3 separate regions of the Homo sapiens genome follow, and all the other regions are linked to region 2. A link is an interaction called in ENCODE POLR2A ChIA-PET data of the cell type or tissue named here. Cell type or tissue: MCF 10A. All regions are shown on one strand. Each heading gives the region's core, and the rest is flanking DNA. Links, peaks and the distances in the headings are about the cores only. Region 1 overlaps LOC105374879 (a long non-coding RNA gene). Region 2 overlaps LINC01622 (long intergenic non-protein coding RNA 1622). Region 3 has its middle 44 kb from the start of FOXQ1.

What was found. ChIA-PET counts read pairs that join two places held together with the same protein. Peaks named below come from ENCODE experiments on the same cell type or tissue, not always from the same donor. Only the 100,000 strongest peaks of a DNase experiment are listed, where the experiment ranks them.
Region 1: POLR2A ChIA-PET joins it to region 2 with 11 read pairs; 2 of 35 experiments call an interaction of 5 or more read pairs at or near these places.
Region 3: POLR2A ChIA-PET joins it to region 2 with 12 read pairs; 2 of 35 experiments call an interaction of 5 or more read pairs at or near these places.

What each region holds. Positions count from the first base shown.
Region 1 is chr6:1,283,754-1,290,964 of GRCh38, forward strand. It overlaps LOC105374879 (a long non-coding RNA gene), which reads right to left. Exons shown (of 2, transcript XR_001743918.2): 1 at 3,185-7,211; 2 at 1,183-2,798. Among named protein-coding and RNA genes, the nearest start is that of FOXQ1, 25 kb to the right of the region's middle. RefSeq lists an enhancer at 2,804-4,003. In MCF 10A, for the core only: no CTCF peak of the experiment used is centred there; a DNase peak (open chromatin) is centred at 3,658.
Region 2 is chr6:1,085,453-1,092,663 of GRCh38, forward strand. All of the region lies in intron 1 of LINC01622 (long intergenic non-protein coding RNA 1622), which reads right to left. Among named protein-coding and RNA genes, the nearest start is that of LINC01622, 12 kb to the right of the region's middle. In MCF 10A, for the core only: no CTCF peak of the experiment used is centred there; no DNase peak of the experiment used is centred there.
Region 3 is chr6:1,264,246-1,271,456 of GRCh38, forward strand. No RefSeq gene overlaps it. Among named protein-coding and RNA genes, the nearest start is that of FOXQ1, 44 kb to the right of the region's middle. In MCF 10A, for the core only: no CTCF peak of the experiment used is centred there; a DNase peak (open chromatin) is centred at 3,126.

The DNA.
Region 1 (7,211 bases), core at 1,230-6,229, 200 kb after region 2:
ATTGAGGCCATAAAAACCTTCCTCTCTCAGACACTTTGCCTCAAATGACAAGCCTCTTGTAGTGATCTAGAATCTTCTTTTATTCAGCGCACTGACTCTATCTGTCTACTTTTTCTTTCCTGTTGACTGTTCCCAAAGCAGACCAGAAGAGAGGCAGTATTCTGGGAAGGCACAGGTAGACAGACCCTTCGCTTACCCTCACGGCTGTTACACAACTATTCCCAAGTTGTCCTTCTCTGACTATGGTGTGCTAACTTTTTAATTCATGTATAATTCTGGTGGCTGGTCCTTTATATAAACTGGGAGTTGATAGTTTTGCAAATGCCCTTTGGTATTAATTGACTATTTACTATGTGTTCCAAACTATTCCTTAGAAGACATGGAAGAAAACTACAAAGGATCCTTCTCGCAAGTCCCCAGACAATAGCCAGGTGGGTTTCTTTATGATTTTATGAAAAGCACATTATTTTTAGTTTAAAATATGGATTTTTGCTGTATACTGGACTGGAAATCAGGGCCAGAAATTATAAATCTGTTTAAATGTAAATTAACAGGTAATAATAGTAATGGTCTGTACAACCATCATTGTACCTTATTCACCCATTGCAAGAGAAAATACAGCTGTAGGTGAACAGTTTGACAGTTGTGTTGAAACAGCCCAGATTTACTGTAAGTTTTCCATGAGCAAAACTACAATGTTTATATCAAGCTGTAGTCTTTCTGAAAGTAGATATCCAAGCAGTCCAGTAACATGAAGAGACAGAGTTTAATTTCAACTCTACCAGTTTAGTCAAGCAACTTAAACTGCTTTCTTTCTGAATGCTCTCATAGCAGCAATGGGTTAGTAATGCTCACGTGTGGGGCTGCCTAAGGCATGAAGTAGGCCAGCATCTCTGGGGATGCCTAGCACAGTGCTCAACAGGTAGAGCCTTCTCTATAAATATTGATGAACTCTGAGCCCAGACCTATAGTTTCATATGAATAAATAGGTACTGAGAAAATGCAACATTCATGGTTAGCCACATGCTCTAAAAATTTAAAAATCTAAATTAAGAAATACATCCTGACACTGAATGCAGGTTAATTAATGTAGCTCATGGATAGAATTTCAAAATGAAGGTAGCAGCCAATAATAATGATAGTAATGACAATAAATATTATTCAGCACCACTATGCATCAAATATTGTGCCGGACATTTAATCCTCACAGTGACTTTATGGGAAGGTATTATCACCCCCATTTTACAGATATGGATGCAGATCTAGAACAAGTGGTGGCTGCAACAAGAGATGAGGGAAAAGCTGGGGCCCTTAGGTCTAGGAGGCAGTGAGACCCAGCTCAGCCCCAGGTAGGCTTCCTGTAAGTGGCCCTTCCCCCAGTGCAAGTGCAGCTGAGTCCTTCCTTCCTCTAATCAGGCGTCAGCATATTATAAATGGCATGAGAGAAGAGGAAAACTTGCAAGGTATTTAGGAAAGAGTACGGAACTGAAGAGGGCCAATTGCGTGAAGCCAAAAGCAAACAGATAGATGCACTCAATAATCTGGAGAAGTGAGTTGGCAAGGAAGCATTTCTCCTTGTGAATTCATTTACTGGCACCATTTTCTCTAAATTTTGGCCTTTAGGATTCTCCAGGTCAACACCCTCTTCCAGGCTTCAAGCAAGTCATTGGCTTCAGCATCTGTGAAACCCAAGGAATGTTATGTAATTGTCTCATTCTCGTGCATATGTATGTTCTTCTAAGGAGAAGGCTCCCAGTGTTCATCAGATTCCAAAGTAATCTATGAGCTGAAAAGGGTAGAAGCCCTGCTCCAGACTGCCTCCGCTGAGAGCCAGGCATTGCTCTGCAGGGATGAAGCTCCACTTGGATCCTGCCCATGGCCAGCTGAAGCCCCTTCTGCCTCTTGGAAGTCCTGGAGCCACTTATTTTAAGAACATGGCCTGTAGTGTGGATCTTCAACTGCTGATTGCAATGGATTCAACGTCCCTTGACCGGGCAGTGTGCCAGGGAAGCTGCATTTCCTCCGCAAAGGCTGGCAGAAAAACTTAGGCCCCAACTTAACAGAAAACACGAAGGAGCCAGAGTCAGCTTTCCTTTTACAGTCAGAGGCTCCCCACACTGGTGGTGAATCCTCAGCACAGGCGAAAAACAGGAAGGGATAAAAATGAAGGAAGTCTCTTGGCCAGTGGTCTTGAAGTGTTCCTTCCACACGGGTCCACTTCAGCCTGCCTGTGGGCATCCTCTCCTTTCTGCAGTGGTTACTTGCAGTGCATCTCAGCCTTTCTACTGGAGTTCCATTCTCCACTTAGGGCCAAGCAGCCTGTCTAACCCACGGTGCACACAGGAATGCAAAATATCCCCTGCTGTGTGCTGATGCCTCATGCAGCAGGAAGCAGTCCCAAGGTGTCCTGAAATTAACTTACCAAGTCGCATGCAGCATTTCCTTCCTTTTATTTTCGTTTGGAAAGAGACTGGAATGGAATGGAATAGACAGACTAGACTAGAACATATCTGAGTCATTGTGTGGTAATGACTTCTTGAAACTTTTGTTTCAGTGTGTGTGGTGGGGTAAGGGGGGATCACAATTTAAAATGTTGCCTCTCAGTCAGAAAACAACTTGGAAGGATGAATCTCAGGCCATCCACGGAGCTTGCACATGATGTCCAGGGCCTTCTGAAGGGCTGTGAAGTTGCAGGGTAAACAACAACAAAAGCAGCGGGACAGAGGGCCTTGATTCAGGTCCAGGAGGTGCTGGGTCCTCAGTCAAGTCCCACCGTCCCTTTGAGCCTTTCTTCTCATCTGTAAAATGAGGATAATCAGTCTCACTTCGCCTGCCTTGAAGGGTTGTTGTGCGGCTCAAACGGAACAGTGTTTGCTAAATGTGGTGCACATCATAGGACAAGGCTTATGTAAGGCATTTTGGAATTTTTATTTATAGTGGGAAGTTCAAACCAGGAAAAGAAGAGATGGATAATAGCGTTGTTCAGGGTAGGTTGCACAGGGTGCTATGGTTTGAATGTGTCCCCCAGAAATCATGAGTTGGAAACTTAACCCACAATGCAATGGTGGTGGGAGGTCGGGCCTAATGGGAGGAGTTGCATCACGACAGCTCCACCCTCATGAATGGATCCATGCCATTATAAAAAAGCCAGACCCTGCGAGTTCACCCTCTTGCTCTCTCTCACCTTCTCTTTGCCATTTTGCCGTGGAATGAAGCAGCAAGAAGGCCCTCGTCAGATGCCAGCCCCTCAGTCTTGGACTTCTCAGCCTCCAAAACTGTGAGAAGTAAATTTCCTTTCTTTATAAATTACTTAGTCTGTGTATTCTGTTATAGCAACACAAAACAGATTAAGACAGAGAGTGTCAAAGATCCCTCAAGTCACCCCACGTGGCAGTCTCGGCAGTCTCCCAGTTCTCCTGCATGTCCAGCCAGATGAGACTATCCAGGTAATGCCTCAGGAATCCTCCTACCGCAGTGATTCTAAGCAACACAAGCAAAGGAAGTTTCAAGTTTGTTTTGTTTTTAAGTGTTCTTGACCCTAGGGCTGGTATTTGATAGCACCTGAATGTCTAGGGCTGACCAGTTCTTTCTGGCTCACTCCACCCCTGCAGAGCCGTAGGAAACCCATGCAACTTCCTCATTGCCCATGAGGCAAGGCAAGTGGTAGCGCACGCCTCTTATGGAGTGAACACTACTGTTCTTTCTACTTCATGGGAAGGTCTTGCAAAACATTGGTTCTGTCTTCTTGCATGAATCATAGACTAAAGAATGAAGAAACACTTCTGAGTAACAAACAAGGAAGAAAGAAAAGGAAGCAAGCTGTGGTGATGCGTTCTTGGAACATAACTCCAAGTCAGTTCATAGGAGCGAAATCAACGTGTAGATCTTTGTGTAAGGTTTTGCTGCTAAAGGACAAAAAAAAAAAAACTTTCCTTTTCCTTTTTTTTCTGAGTAAAAAGATAACAGACACTCATAAAAATCAAATAACGAAATTAGATCCCAAGAAGAGGACAATGTAAGCAATTTAAAGCACATTTTCCCAAACTTGTGTCTTTTACTAAACTAAAAGATTGATACACATACATGGGCACAGTATAGATGTCATTTTCCACTCCATGTTTTCTTACCCATCCACATGACGGAGAGCTTTATCCATGATGGTGGATGAAAATCTAGAACACTGCTATTAGTAGTAGCATTCTGTCATAAAAATGAAGCAGGACTTATTAGTCAATCTCACTGAAGGATGTTTAAGTTGCTTCTGAATTTTTGTTTCTATAAAAAAAAATGCCAGGATAAACATTCTTATATATTCATTATTGTGCATTTGTTCAGTTATCTCCCAGGAATAAGTTTCTGAGAGAAGAATGACTGGGTCAAAAACTATCAGAATGTTCAACGTTAATGTATATTGCCAAATTGCCCTGCAGAAATGGGGCATCAGGTCCTACCATCCCAGAATTGCACAAGAGAACCCATCTCTCCACATCTAACCAACAGTGGTTACTGTCAATCTTTTCACCTGTTTTCCAATCTGATAAGTAACAAATAATATGTATTTGTTGTTTTAATTGCATTTCTTTGATTTCAGTGAGATGTTAAATTACTAATTGTTATCAATGCAAATATACTACTAGCAGTGACAATTGCTAATCTGCACTGAAAAATTTCTCTGCACCAGGCACTTTACTAAGCCCTTTACAGAATTATTTTCTTTTATCCTCACAATAACCCCTCAAGGCAGGGAAAATAAGTATCCCTATTTTACAGATAAAAACAAAGGCTTAGAGAGGTTACTTTGCTGAAGGTCATGGAGCTAGTAAATAGTGAATCCAGAACTCAGTCCAGGTAGATCTACCCCCAAAGCCCACACTGGGTAGCAAGCATTATCCTTCCATTTATTTCCATACACACACTCACTAATTCTGTGTTTCCTCTACGTATGTTTCCACAGGCGAGTTTTATGTCTTTATGACCTTTGCTCATTTTTTTTCAATTGGAGTGCTTATGTTTTTCTTATTAATTAGCAATAACTTTTGGCTATTAAGAATATTAATTGCCATTTTTAAATCTACTTTTTTCTCTATGAAATGTAATTATATACAATTTACAACTTTCACTTCTGTTTGTGATTAGTGCAATGATGTGAGTAATGACTTCAATAAGCCCTGAAGCCTGATGTCGTACTCCTCAGGTATAGGTGAGCGCAAGAAGCTTAGCCAAGCAGATGGGGTTAGATTTTGCTGGTAGCGCAGCCATGGACATTAAGAGGGTTGGATAAAAGTGCACACAGCAACAGGAATGGGGGATGAAGTGACAGAGAAAGCTAGCAGACAGGGTCGCACAGTTGCAATTTCCCCTTCGTGAGCCTCTATAGGAAAGGGGTCTCTTTTTCAGTTTTTCTCACCTTGCGGGACTTTTTCTGACACTTTCCCTTACTTCTGCCACCATATCCCAAGAACAGGAGTTTTGTCACACAGTACAGTTTTAGGGCTTCAAAATCTCTTCTTTTCATTCCAAAATTTGAATTAATCCTTTATCAAAGCAAAGATTAAGCTTTGACCACAGACCATCTTCCCTAAAGCAGGACAGGTGCCAAGGGGGACATGGGGGATTGGGGCCCAGCTTGGGTCCCACCAGGCACTGACTGGCAGTGTGACCATAAGGAAGTTGTTTTTCCATCCCCTGGCATTGGTTTTCTCACTAGTAGAATGGGGATGATACAGCCATGTCACAGATGGCTTTGAAATTATATAAGAAAACGTTTACCAAGCACCAATGCCTGTGTGACCCTGAGTGTTTAGAAGCTGGGCCTCTGCCGCCACCGGTGTCTTTAGAGATGGGGACATCCAAGTCCTCTAGGGCTTTCACTGGAGAAATGCGAAACACTGCTAGGACTCAGCTACCCTGCTACTAAACTAGCACTTCAGTTGACGTTTCTCCAAGATTGTCCCAAGAGACACTTCCAGAGCTAAACGGCAGGACAGCAAGACATTTCCTCGCTCCAGTTGCCCTCTTCTCCTCTGTGTGGGCACCAAAGCCCTTCACCTGCTGCCTCATCCTAGAATCCACAATTCCTTGCCTCAGTGACTATTGTTGAAATATCTGTCGTCCCCAAACCCTCTATCTTTGGCTTGGATTACACAGGATATAGTTATACTACAGAGTTATAGTATAAATGAAGCAATACCAGGATTCATTCAGAGAAGATTCCCCAGAACATCAGAACTCATTGGAAGTAATAGATGAGAAAGGCAATCCTCCTAATTTCCTACAAAGACCAAAACAATCCCTCCTTTGCTGATGCCGGCTAGTTAGTTCCCAGCCATCCCTCTCCACCCCCAGCACGCCCCTCCTTTGGCCTTGGGGTGGGTTTATTGTCATAGCACCCTTCGTTTGCAGAGCAATGTAGATGTAGAGGAAATGGAGTTATGTGCATGGAGCCCCACTCTTTGCCAAGCACTGTAAACACACCTCATCCTCACAGCAGCCCAATGAGATCCCTATCATCACCTACTTAACAAAAAAGGAAGCCAAGATCCAGAAGTCTGAACAGTTCCCAAAGCCACATAACTGGCCAATGACCAAAGTGCAACTCCTACCCAGCTGCATGTGCCTCCAACGCCCCTCGTCGCCCCGCCATGCACTCATCCTTACAAAGCACTTTCACATGTGTTTTCTTCTTAGTCTGCCCCCAAATCCTTCAAAGTAGCACAGCTCCCTTCCCACTGTCTCCATTTATTGATGTGGGGCTGAAAGAAGCTGCAGAATGGATTCTTATCCTCACTGAGTGGCATGTGGTGCCTCTGGAGCCAGGACCCCAGGCATGGGCCTGCACCCCACCCAGGTAGCCTCCTACAGCCAGGCCTGGGATGGAGAGCAGCCACCTGAGAGCTCCAAAGTCCTCCACTGAAGGAAGACAAAAATATTTACCTTGTTTCTGTGATCAAAAATATTCTACTTAGAAATACTTCTGGATATTTCAACAAGATCTAAGTCCACATTGACCAACTCACTGGGGAATCCTGACTTCAGGGGCCCTGGACCCCCAACCCTCCTCCCCAAGAGGATCACTTAGCTTCAGCAAGAAGGTGCTGCTGTATAGGCCTTCAGCCCCAGCTGGAGGTCATCTCCACAGCTCCTTTTACTTGTAAAAGTTTATCAGTACAACCAGCCCCTGAGGGCCACAGAATTAGAGGTAAAACCAAGCA
Region 2 (7,211 bases), core at 1,239-6,238:
TTAAGCTTGTTATGAATATAGCTTCCCAGCTCTTCTGAATCTGCATAGTTCACCTCCACGTGCTGCAGGGCCATTGACGAGAATTCCCGGGGGAGACTTTTGTCCACTCCCAGTCCAGAAAAGGCAGAAAGGCCCAGTGTTACCATAGCTGTTTGATGGGAGGCGTTTCCTTTATGCTGCTCGCTCACTGAGACAGCAATCCCTAATGGCCCTGGTGAGAGGCAGGATTCAAGCACGGTTCTCAGCGCCCACCTCGCTTACGCTGAGCGGCTGCAAGCCCAAGCTCTACGTCCCTGGGATGCCACCCACCCACCCCCAGCCTGCCTCAGCCTATGGGCTCCTTTTTCTATTCTGATCCCGGAAGCAGCCCATACTTTTTTGCAAGCTCAGCTCCACATTTAAAAAGATGTTTGCTTCCGTCTCCCATGCTTTGTCCTGGACATGCAGTGAGTGAGAGTGAAGCTTGCGTCTTCTCTGTAGACCCAGCCATGTTGCTTCCTTCCTTTTCTCAGCTTATTTTCTCCATGGAGCTGGCCCCAAGGTGCCATGAGCCTGAGACTTAGGAGAAAGTAAAAGGCACCACTGAAGACTAAATCTAGGCTACGTGCTGCAGCTGAGATTGGAACCTGTGCTTAGATGTGAACTTCCACATGGGTGCTTCCTTGAAGAGTTGAGCACTCATTCAGACCTTTATAAATTGCCAGATCCATTGAGTTTACCAGCCTCTCTGAGATCACAGGCTCAGGAATCAGATGACTGGGTTTCAAATCCTACCACTTACTAGCTAACTTGTCTGTGTCTTCAACTTCCTCATCTCTAACTAAACATAGTAATTCCTAACTTATACATTTGCTGCAAGGATGGGGCTCAATGGGCACTGGGATAGATTCTACAACACCACATAGTGCAAACTAAGGAATGGCATTTACTGGGGAAATTTAGAAACTAGGAGTCAGGCCCCAAAGGCATAGGGGTCTCCATCTTCTCATAATCCTATGGAAAACTGAACCAATGCAAAGACAAAGCTCTTTGCCATGCAGTGGGCTGCAGTCCTGACCTGAGTGTCCTATCTCCTCGAAGGATGAACACGAACACCACTTTCCAGTAAGGAGACAGGGGGACCACTCGATTGCCAGGCCGTCGGGGTCTAGATGCCAGCAGAGCTGAGAAGGCATCTGAGGAAGGCCAGCTGCCTGGCACCCAGGGAACATGGGTCCTGGGGAGAGGGGCAGCTCTCCTCTTGGGGAATGTTTGCGGCTGGTCCTGTGGGAAACTGAGTTTAGGTGCACATCCTCCTTCGAGGAGGCGGGGAAACTCCAGTTCCAGCCAGCTCATTTCCTAGATCATGTAGACTGAGATCTCAGGATCATTTTTTGAATAGTTCTGCTTGTTGGCCCATGGAGAATTAAGCAAAATAAAGCACATAAAGTAGTTAGTATAGTATCTAACAAGTGCTCACTATATATTAACTGTTATTGTTTTAAAAGGATGTTTGCTAACATTTTCCTAGCGCTTAGAGATATCTGGATTTGGAGAGGTTTCAGATTACTTATCCACAGCATTTCTGGAACCAGAGGGCTTTCCTGAGAAGCGTTTGTAAAAGCAGGAACAACTTAACTTTTCTTACCTTCAGTCTCTCTCTTCTAAGTTTAGTCAAAGCTAGACTCAGGATCAACCCTCCACATCCAAATGTCCTAGGTCATTTGGGACCTGGTTAAAGGGGGCTTCAAATCACCTTGTCCACACTTGCTGTGGCAGGCAGAGTTTAGCAGCTTGAGGAAGCTGAGGCCTGAAGTATTTTGGTTTATCAGGTAACTCTGAACCTTGAAAACGCCAAACATGCAGATTGCCTGTGTGCATTTCATACTCCCCTGCAAAGCAGCTCCTCGCTTCACAGGAAGAGGCGGAACTTAAATCCAAATACAGTTACAGTGTTTATATCCTGGGCTGCACTAGTTAAAAAGAACCTAAGATTTATGGCTCTTTTAGATCACAGAACCAAATCCCAATACCTCCTGTCAGATCTTCTCTCCTTCCAGAAGCAAGTATTTGGGGATTATAAAAAGTGATGTTATGGATGATGTCTCTTAAAATATCAGATCGACTTGATGGCAGGACCTGCTGTTCAAATTTCTTTAGAGACACCTCCTCGCTGCCCCGCCCTTGCCTCTCTCCCGACGAGTGCCAGCCCATGCGCACACACGCACAGGTGTGTGCCCAACCATGTGACTTCCCTGCTACCTCCAGACTAAGCGGGCATTTCCTTTACATGTGCTGTTTTCTCTGCTATTGTCTCCTTCCATCATCCTTTTATTTTAACATATGTTTACTAAATGCCATTGTTCTAGAAACATTGAGGCATATAAAAGTGAATAAAACCAGCAAATAAATTCCCATCCTCGGCCAAGCGCGGTGGCTCATGCCTGTAATCCCAGCACTTTGGGAAGCCGAGGCAGGCGGACCACCTGAGATAGGGAGCTCACGACCAACCTGGCTAACATGGCAAAACCCCGTTTCTACTAAAAATACCAAAAATTAGCCGTGTGTGGTGGTGGGCACCTGTAATCCCAGTTACTCAGGAGGCTGAGACAGGAGAATCTCTTGAACCCAGGAGGCGGAGGTTGCCGTGAGCTGAGATTGTGCCACTGCACTCCAGCCTGGGAGACAGAGGGAGACTCCGTCTCAAAAAAAAAAAAAAAAATCCCCATCCCTAAGGACCCTATATTCCAGTGGCTAGTCATCATTACTGCTACCGTCCATTGAGTATCTGCTGTATACCAGGCTCGGTTCTAGCTGCTTTACCTATACATTATTTCTAATTTGCATAACTTCTCTGAAAGTTGAATTATCAGCCCATCTAACAGATGAAGAAGTTGAGTCTCACAAAAATTAATAAAGCCCCAAAAGTGATTCAAAGCTACATTCCAAAGTCTTTGCTCCTTTCCTGCCAAGGTGGAAATCTTTCACCTGAACCAAACAAGTGTCTTGCTGACCTGTGAAACCCTTACCCTCCCTCCTCCACCCCTGTACCTCCCACATATCTGCACTGCAGTTCTGAGCTTCTCACCATGGTAACCTGTGGACACACCAGTCCCTCTCTGAGCTACTGAAGGTACAGACCATATTCTACTCATCGTGGTTTCATCAGTGTTTGGCACAGTACAAGATCAAATTAAAATAAGCAGATCCTGAATTGCTAAATGAATGTTCCTTATATAGTGCTTACTCAGCTTTTAGATTTATTGCCATCTCTACTTCTGTACCATCTGCAGGGACGCCGCCCGTTGAGGTGGTAGAGATTGGCTTAAGGTTGTACAAACAGAGATTGGAAACTTCTTTCCCTGACTTGTTCTCATTTTACTGTCATATTTGCCAATAAGCACTTAAAATGCCAACTCACACAGCTGGGTGGAATATCTTAAGGAAAGTAAATGAGACAGTGTATACATGTAAGATGATATACAATAAAAGATGATACGGAGTAATGTGAAAACAAAAGATAGTATTATTACTGTTGTTTAAGCAAGCCTCAGGCCTTTTAGCTAGCAAAGCTTCATCCAGTAACTGCTCACTTTGTCTTAAGCACTGTAGTTTTATTCTGAATGAAAAATATATTTACATACCTCCTCTTAAAATCATAGTTCAAGTTTAATTCTCAAGATCAAGATTTATTCTGCTTAATAAAACTCATTTCTAATTTTTTTCTAACCTAATAACTGGTGTTCTAAATGCTAATCTTCTTAGAATGCACTTCTCCTCAAATCCAATGTGTCGCCTCTCCCAGTGAATCACTGGCTTAGAAATAATGATGGCAAACCTATATTACATGCTTAATAGGTGCCAGGCACCCTTGTAAATACTTTTCAAGTGCTATCCTCTTTGAATTCCAAATTCGTAATTTAGGCACTATTATTATTCCCATTTCAAAGATTAGGAAATAAATGACAAGAGGCATAAGATGCCTAAGAGGCCACACATCCGCTAAGTGACAGGGACTCGATCTGAACCCAGGAAAGCTCATTCTGGAGCCCACATTTTTATTTTTGAATGACTTTAGTTTCTTTTCAACATAGGTAACACATCACCTGGTTTAAAAAAAAATTCTAGAAGGCATGCTGTAAGGAGTCTTGCTTCTACTCTGGTCCTGCCTGTTTTCTCTTTGCCCACTCCTGACCCCAACTCTAATACGCAGTTGACAACTTTTAGTAGTTTCTGGAATATACCTTTGGAGATTTTAATGAAAATGCAAGCACATGCAAATATATGCTTTTTGTTTCTTCTACCTTCCTTCCACAAAATGTAGTATGCTCTACACACCTTTTTTTCTCTGTTATTTATATATCTCATAGCTCTTTCCATAGCAGGATACAAATCCTTCTCATTCTTTTATGCTGCATATTCTGTCACATGACTGTGTCATGATTTAACCAGTTCAGGATTGATGGACACTTTCAGTTCTTGTCTATTCACACAGTACAGTCATGAATGATCTTGATGTTCATCTTTTCCTATGTGTAAGTGTATCTGTTGGGTAAATTTCCAGAGGTGGTACTTCCAGGTTGAAAGATTCTTGATTTTTCAGCTTTTATGATTTCGTAACATTCCTGGATTTCCCTTCAATTAGCACATTTTCCTGCAGATTGTGTAAACATCTATTTATTCTTATGGCCTCATCTGCAGAATGTGCTGTCACACTTTGAATTTTTGCCCATTTTATAGGTGATAAAAGATATTCTCATTGAATTCACATTTATCTTATTATGGATGAGGTTGAACACCTTCTCATACATTTAGGGCTTGTTTATTATATTTTATAAATAAGCTATTCTACCCTTTGACAATTTTTCAATTGGTTTGTTGGTTTTTTACTTAGTGAAACTAGAGATATTCTTTTAACTATTTTGCAGTAGTGATTCCCAAGAAAGAGTGAAGACATTAATAAAGGAAATTGCCATAAACACAATAGGTTATCAAAATTGTTTTAGGTACAAGTTAAAAGACTTCTCTGGTTACTTTTGACTTTAAACTCTATCATATGAAATAATGTATATCAAAAGTTCTACAAACTCTAGTCTGTTAGTTATTCATTATTATTATTTTTTTTATTTTTATTTTTTTGAGATGGAGTCTCCCTCTGTCACCCAGGCTGGAGTCCAGTGGCTCGATCTCAGCTCACTGCAAGCACTGCCTCCCAGGTTCACGCCGTTCTCCTGCCTCAGACTCCCGAGTAGCTGGGACTACAGGCGCCCGCCACCACGCCCGGCTAATTTTTTGTATTTTTAGTAGAGACGGGGTTTCACCGTTTTAGCCAGGATGGTCTCGATCTCCTGACCTCGTGATCCGCCCACCTCGGCCTCCCAAAGTGCTGGGATTACAGGCGTGAGCCACCGCGCCCAGCTGGTTATTCATTATTATAATAGACAAAACATTTAGAGATGATAATGTAAAACTCTAAATAGCTAAGATTCAGACCCCAAGAATTTCACTAACAACAGGTCATTGATCTACTCTAAGAACCTTTCATCTGTACTCAACTGATCAGTGACCTTTTCAATAATGAGAAAATAAAAAAAATTAAAAGCCTTTTCTTCTGTCATATTTCCTGAAGTGTGTGACAATTAGTTTTAGTCTAGATCTCTCAAATACGATGCCATTTTTCTTTTTTAAAGCACTCACAGGACTCATTAACAATCAACAGATCATCTCCTTAGAAACATAGGCTCAGGAGTTACCCATAGAAACCATCCTAACCCTTTAGAGTATTTCTATCTGCAACACCCAGATTTTAGGCAACTGGTTGTCTTGGACTGTAAGTGCTCAAATCTGTACAAAACATTTTTAATTTCCACTCCTTAGTGTATCTTTTTTTTTTGAGATGGAGTCTCGCTCTGTTGCCCAGGTTGGAGTGCAGTGGCATGGTTGTGGCTCACCTCAACCTCCGCCTCCCGGGTTCAACCAATTCTCCTGCCACAACCTCCAGAGTAGCTGGGATTACAGGAACCTGCCATCACGCCCGGCTAATTTTTCGTATTTTTAGTAGAGATGGTGTTTCACCATGTTGGCCAGACTGGTCTCAAACTCCTGACCTTGTGATCCGCCCGCCTCGGCCTCCCAAAGTGCTGGGATTACAGGTATGAGCCACTGTGCCCGGCCAGGTATATCTTTACAATGTGTAAGTTTCTAACCTTTCCCCTTTTCCCTGGTCTGGGGAAAGGTAGAGGCTGGTTCCAGAGCTGATCCCAGGGCCTTTGTGAGCTCAGATATGCAGTAATGGCATAGGACCATCTGCCAGGTCAAGGTGTTTGCTGCCTCTGTGGTTATTTGGTTATAAAGAGCCAGCAAAGCCAGGAGACCTCTCTGAAAAAGATACACATAGAGCCTAATATGTGAAGTCGTTTATATTTTGTATGAATAAACATACTTAATACACATTTACACATACATACTAAACGCAGTATGAACCAAATGCTTACAGGAGACAGGGCATGTGTATGGGCATAAGACTTTGGAGAGAAACTCTGAAGTCCACAGAACCCTCCCATGGGTCAAGATCAAATGCCTACCAGATGCTCAGAGCCTCCAGTAAATCCAGTCAGAGCTGGATTTGAGTAGAAGATTCCCTTTTATGCACAACTGCTGACATAAGTGGCGTGACACTTCCTTATTTATGTCTGGAGTTTACTGCCCTTTGAGTTTATTGCCTAATACAGCATGGCCACAGAATGTCTTTTTCAACGCAAAGGCCTATAATTCTATTACAAGAACACCTTGGGGATATTGTGGGTTCAGTTCTAGACCATCACAATAAAGCAAATATTGCAATAAAGCAAGTCACACAAATTTTGGTGTTTCCCAGTGCATATAAGAGTTATGTTTATGCTATACTGTAGTCCTTTAAGTGTGTAATAGCATTATGTTTAAAAACACAATAGTGTGAAAAAACCCGCAATATCTGCAAAGCACAATAAAGCGAACTGCAGTAAAATAAGGTATGCCTGTATATTTTTTAAATGCACTTGAGCCTTTCTAACCCCTTTGAGAATTAAGAAGCAGTTTGCACACCCTCTGCAATCTAAAATGGATCCCACATCTATGCACACACATGCAGGACTAGGTTCATGTATTGTATAACCCACACAGTCAAGTCCTGCAAGATTCAATAAAAACCTGTAGTCAGGTTCATTCTATTTCAGATGCAGAAATTGTTTGTA
Region 3 (7,211 bases), core at 1,244-6,243, 180 kb after region 2:
TCAAAGTGGCAGAGCACACCTTACTTAATCTGTCCTAACAACATACTGTAAGCACAGACCTTTTAACTCTTTGTGTTTAGAGTTAAGGATTCAAACTCTGAGAATTTGAAGGGGTCAAGATTGCTGGGCTAATTAGCAGACAGGTCAGGACTAGAATTGAGGTTTCTTTAACCCAAGACGTAAACTTTTCAGGGAGAGAATTAGGGAAAGAAAATGGAAGAACAATGGTGTTGGACCCAAATAGACTTGGATGCCAATCATGGCTTTCCTTGTTACCAAACAAAACAGATGGCCTAGGACTAGTTACCTAAGTGCTCTGAATTCTAGTCCCCTTAGCTGTAAAATGAAAGTATTTCCAACCATCAGGATGATGGTGAGAAATGGCACATGCAGCCTGCTTGACATGTGCTAGTTATTACCATAATGGCACCGAGTTTCTACTTAACGTCCTCACTGCACCACAGTGCCATCCGAAGGGCACCGGCAGGCGCAGTGTCTCACACCTGTAATCCCAGCACTTTGGAAGGCTGAGGTGATGGGATAGCTTGAGCCCAGGAGTTTGAGACCAGCCCAGGCAACATAATGAGACCTTATCTCTACCAAAAACATTTTTTAAAGTTAGCTTGGTGTGGTGGCATGTACCTGTAGTCCCAGCTACTCTGGAGGCTGAGGTGGGAGGATCACTTGAGCCCAGGAGTTCAAGGCTGAGGTAAGCCATGATCGTGATACTGCACTCTAGCCTGGGTGACAGAGATCCTGTCTCTAAAACAAAACACAAATACAAAGTGCACCCCACGAGTCACGTGTGAAAGGAAATGTTTTCCCAAGAGAGTCTCCTTTCATTGTTAAGCATTTTGGGGACCCTGCCTACTTTATCACCCCCTTTGAAATTAGCATCTTATGAGCTGCACCAGACTTCAGTCTCCAGGAAGGCAGGAACATACTGGTGTTTCTTATACAAAGCCTGCACACAGTCCACACCCAGTGAAAATTGCTGAATGAGCAATTATGAGGCGTTCTGCTCCAGGAAAGAAAAAAGAAAAACTAACTTTGTGGAACCAAATTTCCAAAACTTGCATCGCAGAGTCTGTCTTTCTCTGAATACCTGAAAGCTGCCTTAAAAATGCTGTTGTGGAGGGTCTGGTGTGTTCCAGCCACTCTCTGGGTAGGGGAAGTCTGTGGGGAGGGGGAGGGCGCTAGGTGGAACCCAACGGGTTTTCCATTCCAGCCATTCCCAATTTTATAAGCCCCCCCAACTCTGGGCTGACTTTTCTCATACCCAAGGATGTCACTGACTTCCTTTCTCTGTCCACCAATTCATTTAGAAAATGCAAATGCTAATTTCACTCTTAGTCTATAAGGAAAAAATAATAATTAGGAAGGTTAGTACAAGGCACATTTGCAATGTATTTCAAAAGTAAATTAGAACTTTCTCTTATAGGCATTAATGGATTAACTGAATCCTGGCTCCTACATGTTAGCCTGAGGTCAAGAGTTAAAACAACATTGAAATATCTTCCTAATCACAAAGAAATTCCAAATCAAGTCATTTCATTTGCACAGAAGTCTTGTAAATGTGATCTTTGCAGAGGGAAAGCACTCCATGGAATGAAGGGGAAGAAGGAGCAAGGGTACGGGTCCCAGTGGTCCCAGCCTGGACTCTTCCTAGCTGTTGAGCACAGCTGAAAGAACAGAGCAACACTCGAGGCCAAGGTGGAAAGAGCTTCCTTTCCTTGTAGGCCACTGACCTTACACTGGAACGAGCACCACCAGCAAACACCTGTGATGCCAATCGTCTTGCAGGTAGGAGAGATCCATCCAGGAGTGGGATGGACTCGACATAAGCTGCAGGTGTGATTCCTAAAGGACGTGCTACTCAAACACCATGGAGGCTCGGCAGCAAAAAGCTGGTGGCGGGGTTGCAAATTGCCAAGCACACCTGACACTCATGGCCCTACACGCTCATTCAACTGTTAAGATACGGAATAGAAATCTACCCCCTGGGCAACCCAAGTGTTCATTAACAGATACAAACAAACTGTGGTCCATCCACACAACAGAATATGATTCAGCCTTTAAAAGGAAGGAAACGCTGACATGGGTTACCACTGGATAAACCTTGAAGACATAGTGCTCAGTGAAATAAGCCAGTCACAAAAGGATGAGCGCTGTGTGATTCCTCTTATAGGAAGCACTAAAGTAGGCAAATCCATAGAGACAGAAAGTACAGTGGAGGCTGCCAGGGTCACGAGAGGAGGAGTTATTGTTCAATGGGTAGAGTTTCCATTCACAAGACTAAAAAGCCCAGAGACGGATGGTGGTGACGGTTTCCCACAGTGTGAATGTGCTTAACACCACTGGACTGTGTGCCTAAAATGATTAAATGGTTAATTTTATATTATATATATATTACCATAATTAAAAAGAATAGCATCAGTAGGGCCAGCACAATGGCTCACACTTGTAATCCCCGCACTTTGGGAGGTCAAGGCAGAAGGATTGCTTAAGCCCAGAGGTTAGAGACCAGCCTGGGCAACATGGCGAGGCCCTGTCTCTACAGAAAATCAGCTGGGCATGGTGGCATCTGCCTGTAGTACAAGCTACTCGGGAGGCTGAGATAGGAGGATCATCTAAGCCCAGGAAGTTGAGGCTACAGTGAGCCACTGCACTCCAACCTGGGCAACAAAGCAAGAAGACCCTGTCTCAAAGGAAAAAAAAAAATAGCACCAGCTATTTTTAAAAAATCCCCCATGGAAGTCAGGAACACTTTTATTCACTACTTCCTCAGCATCACAAAAGGTGTTTCTTCCCCATCCTGGTCTCCCAGCCAAGGATAAGCATTATAAATGCTGGTGCTTTGAGAGAAGTTGGGCTACTTCTAAAGTGGTGGTTTCTGTTTAAGCCTGGAATTTGCTCTCCCAGAGGATCAAGGACCATGTTGAGGCAGTCGGGCTGTGGAAAGCTCTGTGGCACCCCAGCACACTTTTGATTTCAACAGCATTGTCTCTAGCCGTCAAAGCATCCCTCTTTGGGCAGAAGTTTTCGATGACTGGCATTCTTTCACAATTCTTGCTCTATCAAATGTTTTTTAAAGCACCTCTGCCCATAAATGCAACACAAACAAGTTGCCCTGTGAGTCACAGGACGAGAGCACATGCTAAGTCCGCGTAATGATCTTTATGTAATTTGCCCCTTAGTCATTGTCTGGCCCATTAGGTAAACAGGCAGTGTGCATTTCTTTGAAAATAAGGGTCTCTATAAAAACTGCCATTGTGAATAGACTGAGCAATAAAGCGCCCCACAAGGTGTTTAACTGAAAGGAATGTTTTAGAGATAAAAGCAGGTTTGTTTTGAAGTCATTCAGGATAAAATATGAAACAGGATTTCCCCAAGTCCACCCTGGACATTGATTGTTTTTAAATTTCATAGGGAAAAAAAAATCACTGTGGCCTATCTGAGCCTTAGGGGCAAACGCTGAAGTCTCTCAGTGGATATCGACTTTGCACAGGAAAAAAGGCACTGAGACCCTGGAGGTGGAGCATGGAGCTCTGCCGCCTCGCTTCCTCTGTGAGCTCGGCCCTGGCATTCCTCACATCACTGCTGGCCCTTGAGTAACAGGCCCCACACTTTCATGAATATAATAGAAAGAAAGCAGAATTCGGTCTTAAATGTAGTTGAAAGCCACATCGAGGAAGATGTGGTGAAATACCCCAGGAGATGCATTGAGCTTCAGAACGTGCACTGTGTGCCGGGCCCTAGCTTTCCCCAGCCTCCTCCTGATGAACTCTGGTTTCCTCTCATCCTTCAAGGCTTAGCTGGGCCGGGCACGGTGGCTCATGCCTATAACCCCAGAGCTTTGGGAGGCCAAGGTGGGAGGATCGCTTGAGCCCAGAAGTTCGAGACTAGCCTGGGCAACATAGTGAAACCCTGTCTCTACAAAAAAAAAAAAAAAAAAATTAAAAATTAGCTGGGTGTGGTGGTGCACACCTATTGTCCCAGCTACTTGGGAAGCTGAGGCAAGAGGATCACTTGAGCCCAGGAGTTCAAGGCTGCAGTGAGCTATGATAATGCCACTGCACTTCAGCCTGGACAACAGAGCAAGACCATGTCTCTGGAAAAAAAAGAACAAAAGGCTGGGCTGGTTTAAAAGTGAGCTTCTCACCGAGCCCTTCCCAGAGGACTCTCCTCATCTGGGCCTTCCTTGGTCATGCTAATCACATTGCATTGTAACTGTTGGCTAATCGGCTTGCTCCACTGGAATTTGAAGTTCTTTGATAGAGGGAATGTCTTTCATCTCTGTATCCGCAGTCTGACGCCTGGTGCTATAGATGCTAAGTAAATAAACGGTGCTGGACTTGGACCTGAATCGATCCATCACCGAGTATGTGTTGAGTGTCTATCTACAGCCCTGCTATGGGAAATGAAGACATGCTTGTTTTCCCTAAAGAGCTTATAGCTTTGTTGGAGAAGCACTGCATAGGATACTATATCAGGCAAGAGAGGACACATTTGGATGACAGTTGCACACTATAGACAAATTTCTCAAGTAACCCAGAAGAGATGGGATGGGAGCTCTTTTCCTGAAGGTAGCTGTATGGAACACTGATGAGGATCTTGAGCATTTGGGAGCCCAAAAGAGGGACAGGCTTGGATTGAGAGGGAAAGTAATGGGGAAAGGAACTCCATGAACTGCAGGACATGGAATGCAGCATTGTGAGCCTAATTTTGAACATTTAGTCCTGTGTTAAAAGGCTTGCTAGTAAAAAGCTTGTTTACTTATTAGTAAAAGGTTTTACTAACTACATGAGCTTAGGTAAGCTGGGTGGAGGCTCCCTGCCTCCATTTCCTCTATAAAGTGGGACAATGATAGTAACAACCTCAATTTGTTTGTATGAGAATGAAATGGGACACTGCACAGGCACCCTTAGCATGCGCTGTGGACAGAGCTCTCTTCCTTACTAGCTGGTAGTATGCGCCAAGAGGGGATGAGCCCAGCCTATCTGTGGGAGAGTCATCAGGGCTTTTTGAGCATTGGTGCCCACCAAGAAGTGTGATGGGCCTGGATTATGAAGGGCTTCAAAAATTGGCAGATGAACTTCAACATGACGGGGAAGAAACAGGAAACCCTGGGAGGTATTCCCCTTGCCCCACTGAGGGTAGGGAGCTCAAGCCAGCATGGTCCAGGCTCTCCTCCCCTCATTCCTGACCAGGTTTAATGCGTTCCTACCTAGCTCACCAACATATCCAATGGGAGTTCCCACAAATTAAACGTTTTTCGCTAAGCCTGTGGTGCTTTGATTACTAAGTGGGGTTTTGTTTTGTTTCCATTAACAAAGAGTGACTCAAATAGCCTAAAATAATAAAATCTTTTCTCATCTCTGACTTTGACTCCTTAACCTCAGCACAAATCACAAGACCCTTCTCAATTTTCTCATCTTCAACATATAAATGATGCCAGCGCCTCCCAGGGCATTAGAAGGATTAGCATCTGTCAAAAATACTGGAAACCTTGGGACCTATGGCCCGAGAAGAGCTTTAGCAAGTATTTTATTTTTAAAAAAGAGCCTAAACAGGCTGACTCCCTCTGCATCTTGCTACTTCTGAGGTCTATGCAGTTCTGCACTTTTCTCTTTTCTATTGTTATGTATTTGATTATCCCTTACAGAGTGGGGTGGTTTTCCTGCTAAACACCATCGTGTATGCAGTTATTTTCCTCCCCTCAGCTCCCCACAGTATTCCTCTGCTGTTCCAAATGTCCATGATTCTTTCAAATCATGGAAACTAAGATCCTGTCTGTCACTAGCTCTCAAAAAGTTTTAATTTCTACCTGCATGGGTGGTAGTCTGCAACCAGCTCCTGTGGGCTCAGGAGAGCCAACTGTTACATTTTCAAGAATCTGTGCACTGGTTGTGGACAGTCACTTGAGATCACCCGTGCATGCATGGGAACATTTACACCATGAAAAATGTCACATGCTACAAATCAGGGCCTGGTTTGTTGTTTTGTCAATTGTCTAGACATAAGATAGTGATAAAGTGTTAATAGATTAAGCTATTAAAATAATAGATTGGAGACTGAATTTTAAAATGTATCTTGTCTGGGGACATCACATTGTGAATAGCACAAAATAGCTAAGGAGATATTCCTCCAGAATTTGAAAGCCACTGTTGAATTCTGCAAAGAGGCTGTTCATATCGTGTCTTCATTGTTTCACCTTCATCTCACTTGCTAACTGAAGAACACTTGAACATGCACTGACTTCCTGAGGGCCACCAGGCATTTAGGGAGATGCCCAGTGAGAGGAAGGCAGCCTTGTGTCCCTTATAATGAGACCCTTCTCTGAAATTATTAAATAATCTACCTTGCAGTAAAAACTGCTGATTCTTCGTGGAGGTCTCTTCAAATACAATGATCTGTGAAAATTCTGCCTACAGAATTTTAAGAAAAACCAAGAGTACCAATTAACTAAAAAATTTATATAAAATTAATGATGAAAACAATGACCATTAACAAACATTAATAAACAAAATATCAACCAACATTCACACGGGAACCACGTGCTGGGAGACATTTGGTGACCATTTACCAGCACGCCACTGCATCTGTTGCCTTTGGGTCCTAGGGCAGAATTCCTTGGGGAAGGATGGCATTGTTCATTTCACTCCTGTGGGGCCGGCCCTCCTCAGCATGCATGCCCAGAGCTGACCCTTCCCCTGGCCACAGACCCAACCTCTAGGCATAAGATTAAACCTGGCATTTCAAGAAGCAAATGGGGCCCCTGAAGATCTCTTGTGGGTACCATCAACTGCTGCCTTCTCTGCTCACAGGCTTTGGAATTTGAGAATTTCCCAACAGTGAGATGCCTCTGAAATTATGAAATGAATAGGAATACATCTTAAGCAAGTAATATATAAATAATGGGAAGGAAAACATTCCCTCAGGCTGGGCATTATCAAATATTTAAGACAAACTTTAACGACAGTCAACTTGGCCTCATTTTTCTATGTGCTCTGTCTGACACATTCAGAAAACTTGCACCTGGGCACAAAGTTGTTCGTCCAAACTCACTGCCCCTGTTATTGGCTAACTGGAAGGGCTAGGATCCAGCCGTGCTTGGAATTAGGCAATTGCCATTGTAATTCCTTTACTAAGAACAATGACCATTTTACATCGCACTTAGAGTTTTTCAGGTAGGTTATAGGCAGCATGTA